3 separate regions of the Homo sapiens genome follow, and all the other regions are linked to region 1. The links are chromatin contacts, found by Hi-C or POLR2A ChIA-PET in ENCODE. All regions are on one chromosome and are shown on one strand. The core of a region is the stretch at or near the end of the contact, and the rest is flanking DNA. Distances in the headings are between cores, read along the strand shown. Region 1 holds the start of HJURP (Holliday junction recognition protein). Region 2 has its middle 86 kb from the start of SPP2. Region 3 overlaps DGKD (diacylglycerol kinase delta).

Region 1 (4,930 bases), core at 1,380-3,879:
CACTTACCCCCTGCTTGCTCAATCGATCACGACCCTCTCACATGGACCTCCTTAGAGTTGTGAGCCCTTAAAAGGGACAGGAATTGCTCACTCGGGAGAGCTCGGTTGTTGGAGACGTGAGTCTTGCCGAAGCTCCCAGCTGAATAAAGCCCTTCCTTCTTTAACTCGGTGTCTGAGGGGTTTTGTCTGCGGCTTGTCCTGCTACAGCATCACATGAGAAGCATGATACAGGGTTCTTCTTTCTTTAGCTGGAGCACCACTTTAGACCATGGGATGGGGAAAGCCAGTCAGAGACGACTGGAAGACCACCAGGCCAGAACAATAAGGGTTAATGCATGGACTTTGGCTGGCTCAGAAGGAGTTTGGCTAAAGCAAGTATGTTTTGGACTTCAATTAAAGACTTGAACTTGAGATTGAGAAATCTTTCCACTGAAGCTGCCCCCAAACTCCTAGGACAGAGGCAGATGCTTGGATTGTCAGTGAAGCCAGCAAAGGAAATCTTGGAATGGTTTCCCAGGAATAGAGAATAAGCCCTGGGAGACGCCAGTTTTGAAAACTGGTACTATCGTGCTTGTTAGAGAGTCATGGTGAGGCAGGAGAATAGGGAACTGGGGTAGCAAAGGGTTGAGGCATAAGCAAAGGAACAGCAGATGCAGCCAGTTCGCATAAGCAAGAGAACAGCAGGTGCAGCCAGTTTTAAGCAAGATTGGGCAGGACATAGGCTACATCTTCACTCCCGTGATAACAAGAAAGAAGTTTCCACTTCAGCCCCTGAATGACTGCAGGCCAAGTTTCCACTTTAGGCTCTGATTGGTCACAGGCCAATCCTTCATAGGGTGTAACCAATTGGAGGCCTCTAAAGGGTACCCAGGGGTGTTGCCAAGTTCTTTTGGCTTTATAAAAACCCTAATTGAAGAGGCTCTTGAGCTGCGGGCTCCAGTCCGCTCGCACTCTGTGAATTGTCTTCAATGAATCTGTGCTTTCCTTACTCCGTTCTCCTGTTGCTTTGTTTTTCGTTGCTTCATTCCTTTGTTACTTTGTGTGTTTTGTTCAATTCTTTGTTCAACACACCAAGAACCTGGACAACTCTATCTGGTAACAATGGAAGAGTCAATCATCCAAAACTCAAAAAGAAAAAAGAAAATCTTATTCAAGGTCTCAAGTCTCTAAATGGGCCCAGTTAGATGTTTGAAAAGTAAATTATGTGTGGGAAGCACAGAGTCCAAGGAAGAGCATGTTAAGTTTCTGAACACTCCTAAGGAAGGAGGAGGAAGACACCTCGGTCTGTTTGTGAAAATTGGAAAAGGTACAAGTTAAATGTGTAGATCCTGCAACTGGAGAAGACTCAGAGAGGATGTTTATATAGGGAGGAAGGGAAGGAAAGAAACAGGATTGGTAGGTTACCCCATCCAATTCCGTGGAATTGAGAGCTCGGAAGATAAAGTGGCCCAGGGTTTTCTTCCATCAGACTGAAATGATACAGCCTTCCTGTTCCCACCTGGATCAGTCACTGGTGCTGGGCCACCCTGGGGCAGCAGGACCTTGGGTGAGGGAGTTCTCTGCAACTGAATCATCCCAGAATAGGCTGACAACTGAAGGCCCCTGCCAACTGCCCTCCTAGCAGCTGTGGCATCTTAAGGGGAATCAGGCCAGCACATCTCTGTGTCCAGCACAACGCAACACGTTTTGTGGACACACACACTACATGAGCCCTGAAGTTCTTACCCTCCACCCACTCCCACCTAAATTTCCGCAGGACATCATGATAGAATTGCCGTGCAGGCTGAAAGGAGGTGAAGAGCCCCCTCTAAGGGACCTCCTGGTGCTCAGTAATGCTTTTATTTTCAATCACATACTATGGTAATCATATCAGCACAAGCACACAAATGTGGTTAAGTGATGAAGCTGAATGAAACTTTCCTAAGATGTCAATCATAAATTCCATCAACCATACTAAAGACTGATTTATCTTGCTCTTCTCTCTGGAGAAAATATTACAAGATTAATATCAATGAAGAAGCAGAATATGCAATCAGAAATACATAGGGAAAAAGCTGGGTTAATAGAAGTATTTTCCTGGATTTTGTGATGTGTATCGCATTTGTCAGCATCTTTAAATGTGTCATTCGTTGAGACTTATTTTTTCCTTCTAGATGAATATTCGCTATCCTGCCTCCTTTTGGGTTGGTAATTTGGGGTTGTCTTTCTTAGGCCCCTGCCCTGGAAACTGCGCCGGGATCCCAGGCGGAGGGGTGAGGAAGGCGGACCTCGCCCAGCGGCGACACCCAGAGCAAGTCACGCAGAAATCTCCAGGCCGCACTTATCTCCGGTGCACAGCGCGGGAGATGACACGCATCCCACCGGATCTCGCACAGCACCGCTGATGAATAAGCACACAGCTGTTTGTACAACTACCACCGGCCGTGGCGGCCGGAGACCCTCCCTCCCTTCCGCCGGACATTGGGGCGTGGCTGGAAACTCGGGAGTGGATTGGCCGGAAGGTGGGACGCAAATTTGTTTGAAAGGCCCAATCAGTGCCCGGCTTCTCCGCTCTAGCCAATAGAAAACCGAGAGGAAGGCAGGGAGGGCGGAGTCTCCTATTTGAGTTTGTGGCGCGCGAGGCCCTGCAGTCCGGGTTGGCGCTTGGGTACTGGCTGGGTCCGATGCTGGGTACGCTGCGCGCCATGGAGGGCGAGGACGTGGAAGACGACCAGCTGCTGCAGAAGCTCAGGGCCAGTCGCCGCCGCTTCCAGAGGCGCATGCAGCGGCTGATAGAGAAGGTGCGGCCCCCGCCGGTCCGCCGGGAGGGGAGGCCTGCGTGTCGGAGTGAGGCTGGGAGGGGACGTAGGACGGGAAGGGAAGGGGCTCTGAGGACTCGGAGCGGGGGTTGGGGAAGCGGGACTGGGGCTTGGATGCGGAGAGAAGGTGGAGGCGGAGCTGGGGGCTCCGGAGAGGGAAAAAGGAGGCAGCGCCGAAGGCTTCGGTGCGGGGACGGGGAGGAAAGACTGGGGCCTCCGGAACGGGGAGTGGGGAAGCAGGCCTGGGGCTCGGGTGCAGAGAGGAGGGTTTGGTGGGGCTGGGGGTGCTCCTGAGTGGGACGAGAGAGGCGGAGTTGGGGGCTCCGCTGCAGAGACCGCGTTTGGGGCGCCCCAGGCCAGACTAACGGCCTCTCACGGGCTGGCGCCGCCTCCTCCCGGGTCTGGGGCCCCTCGTGGCCCTGGAACCTGACAGGAAGCCCCTTCCTCCTCCGCAGTACAACCAGCCCTTCGAGGACACCCCGGTGGTGCAAATGGCCACGCTGACCTACGAGACGCCACAGGGTAAGGGTCTTCCCCACCTTCTGAGTATTCGGGTGAAGAGTGTGAATGGAGTAGTTGAAATGCTGTCCCTGCTCTCTTAAGAAGTAAACATTGTTCACCTAACTAATAGGAACCAAAACATTGGTGCCCTTAAACCTGTAAATTACTTGAATTACTTATTAGAACAATTCCTGAAGAGACATAGGTGCCTCCTGGCTCACATGCCTCCGGCTTACCGGGTTGGCATCCCCGCTGGCCACCTCCCCACCATGGCAGCGTGGGGCAGTTGCTTAGCTGGACTGGTCTCAGTGTCTTCATCTGTGAAATGGGAAGGATGATGACAATAATGTCTCCTGGGCGTGGGTGTTGTAACAGTCACGTACAATCCCTATGAAACTGTGAACAGTACCCCGCCCCGCACTGTGAATACTCACATTGACTATTGTTTGCCCTGTTTAACTTGGAGTAGTAACTGTCTTCCTTGAGGCTCCAAGTACTTGAATAGGGAGGAGAAGGCATTCCGTTTAATAGTTAATGTAAACGGACTGAAATCTTGTGGATTCTTTTTGGTAAATAGCTGGTGACACTTTGCACTGGCTGGGGTCAATTCCTCCCATATAGCTTTATAACTAACTCAGTATCACTTAATGAAAACAAACCTCAGAGCAAGTTCTATGTTGCATTAAACGGACACAGAAGGTTCACAAGATCTGCTCCTTGAGTTAAAAGAAATCCTACCTTTCTGCCTTTATAGCCAATCCAGACACATCTTGGGTGAAAAGTTTACACAGGCAGAAACTAAAATATTCCAGTGGCAGGTCTGCTACCCTTTGGTCTCTGTATAACATGTAGATTGCCCTTAGAAAGCATTCATTCAGTATATGGGATGTAGAGATTGCCTGCGAAAAGTGCTTACTCCCTCTATATGGTATATAGATTGCCCTCTATATATTTTAAGGACAGTCGCTGTCATATGTTCCTTGTTTTCATTTAACTTTTTGGGCTAATGATGTAATTTGATGAGCCGTTTTCTAGTAGGTAGGAGAGATTTCCATGAATGACGAATTTGCCTTAAAAACCTGAAACTTTACAAAGAGGAACAATCGCAGGGTATCAGAAACCTGGCTTGGTTTTAATATTGTACCTTTTTTTTGCCTGTCACTTTGGCATCTGGTGAACACAGATTGAGCAGAAGTTCAGCGTTCAGGATTATGTAAATGGTCATTTTTGTTTCTTTTCTTCAGGATTGAGAATTTGGGGTGGAAGACTAATAAAGGAAAGAAACGAAGGAGAGATCCAGGTATTTAGTGTCAAATTTTATTGCCAAATAACCTTGCTGTGGAGGAGTATTCATATGAATAAAGGTGTGGGTATGCCCAACCTCTGAGCTTACGCAGAGGCCACCACGGGGCACTTTTTCTCATGATTATACTCTTTCTGTTTTTAAGGATTTAGAAGCATTTCTTCTGTAGCTTGTCAAGTGCAAGGAGTCACTGTGTAATATTTGGCCTTTTTCATCACCCTGTGTTTCCTGTGTCACAGGCTGAGGGGCTCTGATAATACATGTGCAGAGGCTGGGCCAGTTGGGTAACCCTCCCCAAGGTCACGTGCCAGCCCAGCGAGGCACTCAC
Region 2 (4,371 bases), core at 1,159-3,658, 280 kb before region 1:
GCCAAAGAATATAGAGGTTGGGACATGGGGAGTGTCAGCAGGTCAAGCCTGGAGATGGTCTACATTAGCTCTGCCCAGAAGCCATTGACAAGGTGCAGCTATGACCACACCTACCTGCAAGCGAGGCTGGGAAATGTGACCTGGCTGGGGCTCAGGGAGAGGAGGAAATGGCGGGACACTCAGTTGGGAGTTTCTGCCTCAGCTGCTCCCCTTCAGAAGTCATTGCTCCTGACATTAACAGTTTTTACTTCCAACTGTTTCTTTCTTATGCACATTTCTGTATTTTTCATGGAATCATTGACTGCTTTATAAAACTGCTTATTTCACAAGGCGTCTTATGAACATCTTTCTTAGTCAACCGATACTTCCGAATTTTAATGACTGCCTCAGCCTCCCAAAGTGCTGAGATTACAGGCGTGAGCCACCGTGCCCAGCTGAAAAATGTTTTAGATAAAATAGGCCATTGGGTGTACATGCCATCCTGTAGTTAATTAATCAGGCTAACATGTGACAGGACCTCACTTTTTCCTTAATTTTCCCCTTTTTTAATTGAACGTCTCATTTATTTTCATTTTTTTTTAAGTAATTCACATGCTTGATGTTTTGAGGCATATCCTGACCACTCTGGTTGTTAAAAACACAAGCATGGAGCTTAGTGTATTTGAGGTTGGGGGAAGGAGTTGGGGACAGCCACACATCAAATAATCACATATATTAGTATATAATTACTAATTAAGATGTTACGATGAAGGAAGGACGGTGGTGCTGGAGGGCATTTCAGAAGGTCTTGACTGAATGACGGAGGGATCGGGAAGGCATGGCCACAAAAGGCTTCCCTAAGAAAGTGACATTTTAGCTAAAATCTGAGAATAGTTCCAAGCCCTTCTAATCACTGTAGTTTTCACACTATCTTGCCAGTAGTTTAAAATTCGATGCTTTAAAACTTAATTTGAAAGAGACGATATTTTGTATCCAAATAACACCAACAGCAAAAGACATGAATTTAATTTCTACTTGCAAGCCAGAGTCTCCCGGCACAGGAGGCTGCCCATGCCGCCTCATGCCTGCCATCCCTGGAGAGGACCAGATAGATGGTGCAGAGCCCCACTGTGCCAACCAGGGACCTTTGGGACAAGGAGCCAGGCTGAACCCAGAACGTCCCAGCTGGGGGCCAAGTGCTTCTGGGTGGAGTGATTTTGCCATTGTGCTGGCGCCAGAGGGCTGTGAAGACTTACGTTCACATGCCCCTTTGAGGGGGTTTTACCAGAATTAAAGGGCTTTCATGGCTTGACCTAATTGTCCTGGGCTGTGGAATTCTTTTTGGTTCCTAGTCAGTGTTCTCACCAAGACCCAACTAGTATAACAAACTTGCTATCGTTGCAGGAAAAAGAACCCATCTCAATGAAATGAGTCACTGGTTGGAAATGTAACCTGCAGGCATTGGAGGCTGTTCTAATTTCTCAAAGAACAAAGGCAGGCAATTTGACAGCTTTTGTTGACTGTCATAGAAATTTCCTGTGAGAGGGAGTCAGTTGCTTCATCTCAAGGAGGTCTGAAGAGGTAATAAGTTGTTTTTTTTGTTTTTTTTTTTTTCAATTGAACAAAATTTATCTAAAACATTTTTCAGCTGGGCACGGTGGCTCACGCCTGTAATCTCAGCACTTTGGGAGGCTGAGGCAGGCGGATCACCTGAGATCAGGAGTTCAAGACCAGCCTGGCCAACATGGGGAAAATCCATCTCTACTAAAAAAAACAAAAATTAGCCGGGCTTTGTGGCGTGCACCTGTAATCCCAGCTACTTGGGAGGCTGAGACAGGAGAATTGTTTGAACCCTGGAGGTGGGGTTGCAGTGAGCCGAGATTGCGCCACTGCACTCCGGCCTAGGTGGCAGAGTGAAACTGTCTCAAAAAATAGCATAATCCCATCTCTGTCACCTACTTGTTGAATGTGTTGATGAAAAGAGTCAAGTTCTGTAAAATCTTTGAAGAGATTTATTCTGAGCCAAATATGAGTGACCAATGGCCCATGACACAGCCCTCAGGAGATCCTGAGAACATGTGCCCAACGTGATCAGGGACAGTTTAGTTTTATACATTTTAGGTAGACATAGGCATCAATCAAATTCATGTAAGATGAACATTGGTTCTGTCCGGAAAGGTGGGTCAACTGGAAGCTGCAGGGCTTGGAGTGGAGGAGGATTCCAGATCATCAGCAGATTCAAAGATTTTCTGACTGGCAATTGGTTGAAAGAGTTAAGTTATTGTCAGAGGACTTAGGAATGTCTGGGTTAAGATAAAGGGTTGTGAAGACCAAGATTTAATCATGCATGTGAAACCTCCAGGTGGCAGGCTTCAGAGAGAATACACTGTAAATGTTCTATCAGTAATTCCAAAAGGGAGGAGGGCATAATGAGGCATGTCTGACCTCTGACCCCTGCCTCCCATCATGGCCTGAACTAGTTTTTCAGGTTAGCTTTGGAATGTCCTTGCAGAGAGGAGGGGTCCATTTAGATGGTTGAAGGGCTCAGAATTTTTCTTTCTTTTCTTTTTTGGTCTACAAATGACTTTGAACAAACTTTGTAATTTCCTTGTGCCTCAGTTTCCTCATCTATAGAATGACAATGATGGTAGTACCCAGCCCATTGTGCTTGTGTGAGGATTAAATACATTGATCTGTGGAAAGTGCTCAAAATGGTGCTTGGCCAGTGGTAAGAGTGACATGGGTGTTATTAGAGGCATCCTGAAAACCATCCTGGGGGCTGCAGGGTAGGCCTGGGCAGCAGGCTTAGAGCACAGCCCCTTCTCGGCCTTCAAGAGCTCTTCCTCCCTGAGGCCCGTGGGGCAGGGTCCAGCGGCCACAGAGACCCGTTCCGTGGTCCCTGGCTGCACTGCACACAACACTCCCACCACTGCTGACCTCCTGGTCTCTCTCACGGGCTGTGCCCCACATCCTCGGCTGCGGTCACTGCACATGAATGTAAAACCTGCTGCACAGGAAGGGTTGAAGGAGGGTGTGATCCTTGGGTGAAGTTCTAATCCCCACCGCCAGCCTCACTGGTCTCCCACAGACAATCAAGATGACAATGGCCACTTCCCAGGGTGGCGGCCAGGGTTGGAGGAGCCAATCCCAGGTCCCAGGTCCGAGGCGGTTGTTGGGCCTTATTGATGCCTGATCGCCATCTAGTGCCCGATAAGAGTCACTGAATCTCTCCCATTACAAACAGCTGGTAACGGTGAATGCAAGACTGGAAGATTCCACTGAAGTCGTTTAGGCTTGGGGCCACCCATTTTAGGAATCCCTTCTAAAGAATCCCCGATCCAGTTTCTGTTTAGAGTTTGATACCGGACTCTGTTGCATTTTTTAAAAACTCTAGGTGTGAAAATCCTATTCCTCAGCTGGAGTCTTATTCCTTACATTTTAACATGCAGTTTTACCCCAAAGGTCCCCAAAATGAATAGCAATAGAGAGGAGAAAGTGTCAAAGTGGGGGAGGCCTGACTCTTGTTGTATACTTGGCTGATATGCGATCACTGTTTCTAAGCATTCAATTCCTTTTCATTTCTTTCTGTCAATTAAGCAGCGCCTGCATTTCAGCTAAGATCCGGGAATAGAAAGGTAACAAAAAATGCACAGACTTTGCTCTCACCAGGCTGAGGCAAGGCCAGCTAAGAGAAAGCTACAGTCAACTGGATGGGACGTGAGGAGAATGAGACCCACGTCCTCAGTCCCCACTGCACCCAGCAATCACCAGGGATCACCCAGGAACCTTTAAACTGATGGCCAGGCTGCCTCCCAGATGCTCACATCTGACTCTGCAGGCCAGGCATTGACCTTTGAAGCCCCCTGTCATGCAGGTGCCCCATGGAGGGTGGGATTAACCGCCATCCAAAATTGGTTAGGCTGCCCAGACTGGTCCCTTCCATTGTTAGGTTGTGAAAAGGGTCACATAATGTGACTTTCTTGGGAGATCAAGTTGGGCTCCATACAGTCCAGGGGGCTTGAGAAAATAAAGTAGGTGCAATGGCAGTAGCATTGGTTCTTACTGTGGTTAAAAGTGAGCCAGCCAGGTTGAGGGTTCCTGCACAGAGGCCAGGATTTGAACTCCCCACGGGCACTCAGGCACCCAGGGAGAAGGCATCAATGTTCTCATCAACTTGCCTGGATGTGGTTCCAGCGGGAGGGAAAGATAACGGATTGAAAGCCATCAGTGGTCAAACATAAAAAATGGAGTCTTTCTCTTTGTTATCTTCCCCCAGGTCATCGCAGACAAGCCTGAGAACCACCCGATCAGATAGTCCATGTTTCCCCAGCCACCGAGGAGAAGAATTACCCTAGGGAACTTACTCAGCACTGATTCCCATGCCTCAACCCA
Region 3 (5,041 bases), core at 1,907-4,406, 430 kb after region 1:
AGCCAGGCGTGGTGGCGGGCGCCTGTGGTCCCAGCTACTCAGGAGGCTGAGGCAGGAGAATGGCGTGAACCCGGCAGGTGGAATTTGCAGTGAGCCAAGATTACGCCACTGCACTCCAGCCTGGGCGACAGGGTGTGACTCCATCTTAAAAATAAATAAATAAATAAAAATAAAGTCTTACGTTTATATGTTAAGGATTAAAAAAAAAAGCTTTAAAATTCTATTTGAAAGAACAATTTTGGCTTCTATTCTTGATTCAAGTACATGATTTTCCAAGAGAAATGAGAAAATACCTTGCTACTCTAAATGAGTTGCCAAGCCAGACAAAATGTCCTCCCATGTCCTGGGAAGAATTAGCCCAGGGGGTTATTAAACCGCAGGGAGTGATCTCTGAGAAATCATGGTGAAAAAGGAGACATACTGGAGACATGCAGACGTGATTTCTCAAATGGAAAAGAGGGTGGACTCTGGCTTACACACACATGGCAGCTGATAGAACAAGGGACAGTTTGGCTAATATGGGCGAGGCACAAAGAAGGTCTCGGCAATCCACCGCGTGTTTTCCAGGTTATCTGCTCCATTCAGCTTCTCCACAACCTGACGAACCCGGCTGAGGGGCCTGCTCACAGTCCCACAGCAAATGAGCTGATGTGGCCAGGACACCAGGCAGGGGGGCTCCAGGCGGAGCCCTGGACCTCCATCCCGCAGCCTCTCCTCATCTGGGTGGTGCCTCACACCAGGGCCAGTGGGCCGGAGGCAGGGAAGCAACTGGCACTCACCACGAGCTCTCCCAAGCTCACTCAGTACAAGCGGTGTCTGGCACATTTCATTTCCGTTTTGGCAGGGTGACTGGCTTGGAGGATCAGCACAAGGACGATACCAACATCTCATTAAGTCATCTGACTAGTTGTCCCTCCCACTCTGACCAGGTTTCCCAAGAGTTCAAAATAGAAGGTGGAGAAATAAGATCTGGAGGATAATGACAAAGGCAGTTCACTGATTGACATCAGGCTGAATCACAGCACCCAAATGGCTATGTCCTGTCCAACCATTTCTAACCATGAATTTGGACATGCAGGGATCTGGACGTGGATCTCATTCATAAATGACACTTTAAATGACAAAAAAGATCAAAGTCCAGCAAACTGTGTCACGCTGAAACCACAGGCCAAACCAAAAGGGCCTAAGAGTAATTAATGTGAGGCCCGGGGACCACAACGGTCCAACGGTCATGACGAGCGAGCAGGGATGGGTAGAGGCACAACATTCTGAATGGACCCCCTCTTCACTTTTCACGGGTCCAAATTCAGATGACAGGGAGGTACTTTTCCCCACTCCTCTCACTGAGAACTGAAAACCATGGGCATCAGAAAATCAACACAAAAAGACCCTGAAAGGTAGAGAGAAGATGGCAGCCTGACAAGGGTCTTGTCCAAAGGGATGACACTGTGGTGGCCCTCTGGGTTTTCTTTTTACCTGGTATACCCTAGACTTGGAGCTAAAGAAGCAGCAGCCGAAAACAGTGATGGATACTGGGGGGGTGGGTGGAAAGCCCCAACAAAAGCCTGCTCTTCCAGGCCAAGGATCCAGGAAGGGGGCAGTCAGACAAGACAGAAACTGACAACGGCAGTAACACCCACCTTACTCCAGCCAGCGCCACAAGAAAAAACCATGCCCACCCCACTCCCAGGCCGCAGCTAGGCACTCCAGCACTCACCTAACAGAGTATCCAGAGGAGGCCAAGCTGAGAGCCGGGATGTCTCCTATACCACCTGGAAATGAGTCCTCACCCCCGACAGCACAAGAGGATATGCAAGCGGCAAATAAGCACACAGAAGATACTCAACATCCTTAGCCATCAGAGAAACACACTGAAACCACAACCAGAGAGCCCTACGCACCTATCACGATGGCTACAACAGAAACTAGTGCCAACACCACCTGCTGGAGAGAATATGGAGAAAGTGGATCTTACTGTTGGGTGGGATGTAAAACATTACGGCCACTCTGCAAAACGGTTTGGCAGTTTCTTAAAAAACCAAGCATGTGACTAGCATATGACCCAGCAATTACACTCTTCAGCATTTATCCCAGAGAAATGGAGATTCATGTTTGCACCGAAACCTACCCAGGAATGTTTACAGCAGCTTTATTCATGATCACCAAAAGCTGGAAACTATTCGGATGCCCTTCAGGGGGTAAATGATTAACAAACTGTGGTACACCCGTGGAATACTACTCAGTAATAAAAAGGAACAACCACTGATAAGACTCATCAACCTCAATGAGGCTCCAGGGAATTACGCTGAGTGAAAAATCCAACCCCAAAGGTTACATACTATAAGATTCCATTTATATCACATCTTGAAAAGACCAAATTATAGAAATGGAGACCAGATGAGTGTTTGCCAGGGGTTACAGAGGGACATGTGTGAGGCTGTAAAAGGGCACAAGGAAAATCTCTGCGGCTTGGAGGCTACCCATCTCCACTGTAACGAGGTTAGTATCCTGGGTGTGACATTGTACTGGAGTTGTGCAAGAGGTTACCACTGCATGCAACTGGGTAAAGGGTACAAAGAATCTCAAAATAAAAGCTTTAATTAAAAATAAGTAACCACCATCAACAATATTTAAGTTTAAACTGGGAAAACCAAGGAGTAACTCCAGAACAATGCTGTGTTTCTTAAGGACAAGGGCGTATGTGGGCAGCGCAAGTTAAAAGTGTAATCTTATCTAAAGTCCTGTATTTGTAGTTAGTGCAACCCATGAAACATCTGACGCCAAGAAAATATTATGTGGACACAGCCGACACACCTTTGGTACACATTCTCAAAGAAAAGGACCAGGTCCTCTATGTCAGGAGGGGTGGGTAGAAATGCCAGCTGCCCCGCCTGTCCCTGCGCCTGAGTCCAAGCACACGCAGGAGTGTCATGGACCACGCCCTCCGGTTGAGCTGCTCATTTTGCTATGGGCTCTGACACGTGGCCTGGGTACTTGAGCCTGCACAAGGCAGGGCCCTGGAAATGGAAGGTTTCATTTCTAAACACAACAGTGCTTGAGGAATCAGTGGAGCTATGTAACCTGAGGAGCTCAGCCATGAAGAGAGGATGTCAGAATCGCAGGCTCCTGCCCTCAAACAGTAGTGCACTTCCTGGGTGGGGCGGGCCAGCCCAGCACCCACTACGGCAATACCAATGTATGCTCTGGGAGTGGCCGAGATGGTGCCAAGACAAGGCCCCAAAAGAAGCTGCCTCTGCAGCCCCACAGCCCACTGGCCATGCCCCTCGGGGGTCCTACTACACACTTAGGGGGCCTCAAGGTCCTTCTGCCACTGCCTCCCAGAGACCAGTAATTGTCCCATCCCCCCAACCTCCCAAGTCAGAAACTGCTCCCTCAACTTCACCTCCTCTCTCCTGTGCTATCTTCATCATTGGGCTCCAAATTCTTTCTTTCTTCCTCAGAAATAAATTCAGGCAGTCTTTCACTTGAGCAAACAGAAAAGATTCCTGCTCCTGCGGAAGTTACATTTGAATGCAGGCAGTAAATTAAAGACTTATTAAAGAAGTGAATTACACAGCATGGAGAGTAGTAGCTGGTGACAAGCCCTATGGAAAAACGGGAGACCAGAAAAGAGAGGTCTGGGGGCCAGGGGACTCCACAGCAAAAACGGGGAGGAGGCGAGGAAGGAGCCAGAGACTGGAAGGAAGCAAGGAAGGAGGTGGGAAGGGCTGAGCAGAAGCAGGCGCGTGGTGCGTGGCTGGGGCTGGCATCAGGAAGGGGGCCAGGGGCCAACCTGCAAGCATCAGGACCACAGAGGGCCATGCAGGTGTAAGAACTTTGGCTTTTACTCCACGTAAAATAAGAAGCCATGCAAGCTCAAGTTTTGAAAGCATCATTCTGGTTGCTTTATTGAAAGCTGACAGTAAGATGCAGGAAAGAAGGCAGGAAACCTTTTGGGAGGCTCCTCAGTAACCCCATCACGAGATGATGGTGAGGAGAGTGGGCAGGCTCTGGATGTGCTCTGAGGACAGCAGACGGGACAGGGTGAGACAGAGAGGAGTCCACAGTGACCTCCGAGCAGCTGGCTGGGTGCTGCTCCCATCCCAGGAAGGGGACACTGTGGGTGGAAGCAAGCTTTACAGCTGGGGTGGCGGCAGGGCCAGCAGGTCCGTGTGGACATGCTGAGGGCACGGTGTCGATTAAAGTCTCAGCAATGTCCAATGTCTTATCTCACTCATGAGGTCTTCATCTTGCCCTCAGTTTGGTATGTTAAAAAAGAAAAACTTAAAGACACTATAGAAATGAGATCACTCATACGTGACCACTGCTGCTGATAGTTCTGGAGGTAATTTGACGATCACCAGTCAAGCTGAAGATGCACACACCTGGCAATTCTATCCTTAGAAACACATTCTAGAGAAACTCTTGCCCATGTGCCAAGAAGACGAAGATAAGCATATTCACAGCAGCACTACTGATCACAGGGAATCTGGGAAAGTGTACGTCCACAACAGGACGTCTTAGGTACTGGAACACTACAGAGGCCACGAAAACCAGCATCGTGGGCCTCAACTCAGGCCGCGCCTGTCAGGAGCTCTGCGGTTCATGCCTCGTTCCCCAGAAATTCTGATTTAACTCCAGGAATCAGGAATCAGTTGTATTAAACCTTGAACCATTTAACTAAAGCTAGATGTAGCCACAGGGATAAATCCAGGAAGCGTAATGCTGTGGCTGTCCAGTCTGATAACATTTATTCGACATTTCAGAACCAGTTCAACAATGCTATATACTGTTTATGCCTACACACACTTATCAAAAAAGTATATAAACATGAAAACAAATGACAAACACCAAAGTTAGGATGCCCCCAGGGAAGGGGGAGCAGGAAGAAACGAGGATAGGAAAGAGAATTCCAAGTGCCTCTGTTATATCTATTATGTTTATTTCTCAGGCTGGAAGCAGTCATAGCTGGGTTCATGTGTTACTTTTTGAATGTTTTAAATGTTTTGGCACAAAAATATGCTAACATGCCCAAGCCAGA

What was found. A loop is a pair of places that touch in the nucleus more often than their neighbours do. ChIA-PET counts read pairs that join two places held with the same protein, here RNA polymerase II (POLR2A). Pooled maps may share reads with other maps.
Region 2: a loop to region 1 is called in a map of PC-9, with 3 times the contacts of the local background. The contact joins the enhancer-like site here to the promoter of HJURP in region 1. A Hi-C loop is called at or near these places in 1 of 168 maps with a recorded cell type or tissue (PC-9) and 7 of 50 pooled maps. POLR2A ChIA-PET finds 5 or more read pairs at or near these places in 2 of 52 experiments (CD8-positive, alpha-beta memory T cell and activated CD8-positive, alpha-beta T cell).
Region 3: a map of naive thymus-derived CD4-positive, alpha-beta T cell shows a loop between it and region 1 (2.4-fold over the local background). The contact joins the enhancer-like site here to the promoter of HJURP in region 1. A Hi-C loop is called at or near these places in 1 of 168 maps with a recorded cell type or tissue (naive thymus-derived CD4-positive, alpha-beta T cell), 2 of 37 single-sample maps with no recorded cell type and 11 of 50 pooled maps.

What each region holds. Positions count from the first base shown.
Region 1 is chr2:233,852,234-233,857,163 of GRCh38, reverse strand. It overlaps HJURP (Holliday junction recognition protein), which reads left to right and starts at 2,629. Exons shown (of 9, transcript NM_018410.5): 1 at 2,629-2,780; 2 at 3,254-3,320; 3 at 4,544-4,599. The coding sequence starts at 2,664. RefSeq lists a silencer at 2,428-2,687 and an enhancer at 1,755-2,747.
Region 2 is chr2:234,134,653-234,139,023 of GRCh38, reverse strand. No RefSeq gene overlaps it. Among named protein-coding and RNA genes, the nearest start is that of SPP2, 86 kb to the right of the region's middle. Within about 2 kb of position 2,408, at least 8 of the 41 ENCODE cell types and tissues checked have a DNase peak (open chromatin) inside an H3K27ac peak, as active enhancers do; they include PC-9, where a contact is called at or near this core.
Region 3 is chr2:233,420,311-233,425,351 of GRCh38, reverse strand. The region is part of intron 3 of DGKD (diacylglycerol kinase delta); the gene reads right to left. Among named protein-coding and RNA genes, the nearest start is that of DGKD, 68 kb to the right of the region's middle. RefSeq lists an enhancer at 3,015-3,164. Within about 2 kb of position 3,156, at least 20 of the 41 ENCODE cell types and tissues checked have a DNase peak (open chromatin) inside an H3K27ac peak, as active enhancers do.